2 separate regions of the Mus musculus genome follow, and region 2 is linked to region 1. Evidence: chromatin loops called from intact Hi-C (ENCODE). Cell type or tissue: left cerebral cortex. All regions are shown on one strand.

Region 1 (2,500 bases):
TCTTAGTTAATGGGGGAGGGCCCAGCCCATTGTGGGTGGTGCCATCCCTGGGCTGGCGGTCATGGGTTCTATAAGAAAGCAGGCTGAGCAAGTCATAAGGAGCAGGCCAGTCAGCAGCAGCCTCCACAGCTTCTGCATCAGCTCCCCCCAGGTTCCCACCCTGTTTGAGTTCCTGTCCTGACTTCTGTGAAGGATGAACAGCGATGTGGCAGTGTAGCGGTGTAAGCCAAATACTCCCTTCCTCCCCAACTTGCTTTGGTCGTGGTGTTTCATCACAGCAGTAGTAATCCTAACTAAGACGTGGATGTTTCTCAAACTGCAGTCTCGTTAAATTGTCGGATGGATGAATGTACAAAACACTGTTCTGACTTTGTTCCTGAATGTTGGGGATAATTTTTTAAATTAGATGTAAGCAATGGTTTTTAAACTATTCGTTTAGATTTACTTATTTTAGGTGTATGAATGTTTGGTCCGCATGTGTGTATGTGCATCACATGTGTGCCAGGTGCTCACAGAGGTCAGAAGAATGCTTTGCATCCTCTGGAACTGGAATTCCAGATAGATGGCCATGAGCTATCATGTAGGTACTGGGAATCTAACCCTGGTCCTCTGTAGGGACAACAAATGTTCTTAACCACTGAGCTGTCTTTCTACCTCCAGAAACAATGGTTTAAAAATGGAATATATATATGTATATATATATATGCATATACATACACACATATATATGTATATATATATATATTCTTTTTTGTGTACTCATGATTGAACTCTGGGCCTTGTATATGTAGAACTGATTTCTATCTCCTGTATTTGAAATATTTTCATCATGAAAGCCAGAGTTGGTTGCACACACTTGAGAAGGAGGAGCAGGAGGAGCAGGAGTTGGAAGTCATTCTTGACTACATTCTTGAGCAGCCTGAGACCTTATCTGAAAAGCAAACAACAAACAAACAAACAAACCTCCCCAAAAGGCCAAAACAAAAAATCCCCACAAACCAAACAAACAAACATTTTAAAATCTTAAATTTATTTATTTATTTATTCATTCATTCATTCATTCATTCATTCAGTGTGTGAGGTGTGTGTGTGTATGTCTGTGGTGTGTGTGTGTGTGTGTATGTGTGTGGGTGTGGGTCAGAGAACAGATTTTGGGAATCAGTTCTCTCCTACCATGTAATTCCTGGGGAATGAACCTGTGTTGTCAGTCTTGTTGGCCCTGAAAAAAAAGTTACAATTTTTTGAGCTGGGTTTAGTGGACTATGCCTGTCAGTCAGTGGCAGGAAGGTCACTGCAAATTCGAGGCCAGTTAATCTAGATATTCGGAACAATTAGGGGTACATAGTAAGATTGTATCTCAAGAAAACAATAACTATATGAACAAACCAACAAACAAGTTAGTTAATAAATTAAAATTCTTTTGAGATAGGCTCTTGATAAATTACCTAGCTGGCTTCAAATTTGTGATCTTCCTGCCTCAGCTTCCTCGGTAGCTCCATGGATTTTTATTTGTTTAAAACAAAGTCTCACACTTGCCTAGTCTAGTTTAGAACTCTCAAGAGTCCTATCACATCCTTCCAAATATTGGAATTAGCGGTTAGAGCTGTCATACTCTTCGCTGTATTTTGTTTTTGTTTTGTTTTGATTTGATTTGTTTTAAGGAAGAAACAAGATATCTGTTTTACTTACATTCCCAAGTACTTCCACCTTCTACTCTTGACATCTCTTTGTATTAGAAAGGTCTGGGCAAAAAATGTTTAAGAAGTCTTACAACTTTAGGGCAAGTCTGAGAGAGAGAGAGGCACGGGGAGGAAGGGAAGGGGAAATGTAGTGTTTTGTCTTCTTGTGTATATATATATATGTGTGCAGCAGATGTGTGCCTGGTGCCCACAGAGACGTGAAAAACATTGGATCCTCTAAAGTTGGAGTTGTGGATGAGCGAAAGCTGTCTCACGAGGGGAGTAGGAGTCGAACCCAGTCTCTCTGCATGAGCAGCAACCACCGAAGAGTTTCTTCAGCTCCAGGAAACACTTAAAAATAGATTCCTATACTTGCCGTGCGTGTATGAGGGAACATGTATGCCATGGCTTGTAGAGAGGTCAGAGGACACTTTGCAGGAGTTGGTTCTCTCCTATCACGTGTGTTCTGGAATTTGAATTCAGGTCTTCAGACTTGACAGTAGGCCTCCTTAACCACTGAACAATCGTGCCAGTCACTTATTCTTAAGGCAGTTACATAATCAAAAATGTTTACCACTTCATCTGGCCTCTTCCGATGGTTAACGCTTTGCATATTTGCATAATAGTACTACAGGAAATTAATATATATGTATAATATATATCTCCCCCATAGAAATTAATTCCCTCTCTTTGTTGGTGGTTTTGCTTTTGTGGTGCTGAAGGTTGAGCCTGGGGTCTTGAATACGCTAGGCGAACTCTCTACCCATGACCAGGATCACCAGCCCATTTCATTTCTCTAGCTCTATGTACAAATGATAATC
Region 2 (2,500 bases), 63 kb before region 1:
ATCTTATAATCACAGAATCCAGCCAGGTGAGGGGCTAGAGAGGAAAGAGTTCCCTTCTTTCTTATGTATGTTCATGCAGGCTGTCTGGGAGAAGCTCAGCTGGTCTCTCCTGCCTTCTCATTCCCACACTTGATGATGGCATGTGGGCAAATGAATATGCAACAAAGAGAGAGAAACCGTAGCATGATTTCTGTAGGCATGTACCTAATATTATAGACAGACACATAATTGGTGTACAAAACCAAAACCAACTCAAACACTTCCTTGTGTGCATGGATTACACATGAGAGTGGGCCTTGTCATCATGAATCTTCTGCCAGGTGATTTAATTAGCACATGTTGACTGTTCACTATGCTGTGCTATGTGTTGTTGCAGGAGTGTTCTGCTGAAGAGCATAGCTTTCTCCAGAGGAGGGATGTGTGGTGAGATTTGCTTTCCTACTGAGAGAGCAGTCATTCAGGGAGCTAGGAAGTAAGAGCTCTCAGTCTCGTGTGTGTTTCCATGTGGATGCACATGTGACATATGGAAGTAGAGATGTAGTTCTCTGAATACCTAAAAGGCAGGAGAGGAGACATAATCGCAGTCTATGCTTATGTGCATTGAACTTTCTTCTTACACACTAAAAATGCACATCTGTTGTATAGGTGACTAAACCCCAGGTTTTGTTCACCCTTGCCTGTTGTTAAAGACCTGGCATGCATGTTTTTTTTTTCATTTCATTTATTTTATTCCCTTTCAGATAAAATCTTACAATATAGTCTGGCTGGCTACAATTTCATAATTTTCCTGTTTTACTCTCCTGAGTGTTGGTATTTAAAGGCTGTGCCATTTTGCTTTGCATGAATGCTCTTATCAGTGCACTGGGATTATGCAAAAATACAAACCCTGAGCCTTACATACTTATAGGAGAAGCCTATGCACCACTTCTCATTCTTTTTCTTGCTCTTTTAACAGGTTGCTTGCATTTGTATTTTGTTCTGGTCATCCAGATCGATTGAATTCCTAATGTTTGGTAGTGCTGCAGTGAACTAAGCTGTCTGAAATGCTAGCTCTACTGTCTACTGGGCCTATGGAGATTAAGCTTCTTCATGATATAGCTTCCGAGGTTAGAAATGAGCTCAGGGTATTGGAATGTAGGCTTTTTCTTCATTTGTTCATACGTAGAGTATACCTGTGCACACACATGTGGTATGAACGTCAAGATAAAGTCTTCTGCTTGCCTCCCCCTCTCTGTTGTCTTTGTCATCTAGATATGAATGTTATCTCATTGACAACATTCTACTCTTTGAGGGTTAGAGGGGCCTTTTACTTCCTTATAGAAGGGCAATTACCTGTAAATCAGTGCTTTCTCATTTCTCCCCCAACAAGTACAAATTTGCTGACACCATGCTGAGCAGGTGGTAGTCCCCAAGATAGACTAGCTCTCACCCTCAAAAGAGATGCGTAGGGAGTGGCATCTCCATGTTTTCAGTTGATGGTGAGTCACAAAATGGGACTTTTTAATCTACAGAAACACACAAAGTGTAAGACTTCTCATTTCTGCTTTCATATTGGTGTATAGTACAGTGCTTCCCGCCCCCCCCATCTCCCCCCCCCGCCTCCCCCCCTGCACATTGAGTACTCAAGGCCCTGGTCCTTCTCCTCTGCTCCCCCTCTCTAATCCTTGCTATCTGGGTGCTTAGTGCTATCTCAATGCAATGCACCTGGGCAAGGGTTCAGAGAAGGTGAGCTCATCTGCATCAAGAAGGACCAGAGACCCTGTGTGTCAGCCTACCCCTCCCTCCTTCTTTCCCCCTCCCCCTTCCTTCCCTCTATTGAGTAAAATAGTTGTTTGAGTGAGTCATGTATACCAGGGAACCCCCTAACAGATTATTTAAGAGATTTCAGGTACTCTAGTTGGCTTCTTTCTACAGCTAACTTATAAAATACTCAGGTACCTGGAGTGTGTAGGCTTTCTCTGTATTCTGTCCTGTATGGTTATACAGGATGAGGTCAGGAGTTCAAACCTGATATGTTTTTCTACTTCCTCACAGCCTAGAGGTGAGTATTGTTTCAGACATGGTTTCTAGCTAAAGATTCACTGGAAGGACAAAGAACTATTAGATCTGCCTTCTCCCCTCCCCAATGTCTAGTTTCTACTGTATATTGGGCATTCAGTTTAATGTTGAGAGTATGGTAATGGATGGACAATAAGGGCCAGATTACTGCATGTAGTCTCTGGTGAGCACCTTTAGGAACAAACTCCATCTGGATCAACAGTGTACATGGACACAGTAATGACCTCAAATAGTGATATCTATAGAGTACAAGCTCAAATGCCTGTATAACCTGCAAATGTGCAAATTCCCCACACATGTACATATTTTTCTTCCTACAACTATTTTTCTTCACCATGCCCTTGGAGGAATATTTTTTCTTTTTTTTTTCTTTTTTTTCCTTTTCCCAATTTATTTTTTTAAAATTAGGTATTTTCTTCATTTACATTTCCAATGCTATCCC

Evidence for each region. Hi-C counts contacts between places; a loop is a spot of excess contacts. Peaks named below come from ENCODE experiments on the same cell type or tissue, not always from the same donor. Only the 100,000 strongest peaks of a DNase experiment are listed, where the experiment ranks them.
Region 2: it touches region 1 in a loop (4-fold over the local background); 2 of 42 quality-filtered maps call a loop at or near these places.

What each region holds. Positions count from the first base shown.
Region 1 is chrX:7,173,884-7,176,383 of GRCm38, reverse strand. All of the region lies in intron 6 of Clcn5 (chloride channel, voltage-sensitive 5), which reads left to right. Among named protein-coding and RNA genes, the nearest start is that of Mir500, 63 kb to the left of the region's middle. In left cerebral cortex, no CTCF peak of the experiment used is centred here; no DNase peak of the experiment used is centred here.
Region 2 is chrX:7,236,914-7,239,413 of GRCm38, reverse strand. All of the region lies in intron 2 of Clcn5 (chloride channel, voltage-sensitive 5), which reads left to right. It overlaps Mir500 (microRNA 500), which reads left to right and starts at 1,640; the gene lies at 1,640-1,731. In left cerebral cortex, no CTCF peak of the experiment used is centred here; a DNase peak (open chromatin) is centred at 1,426.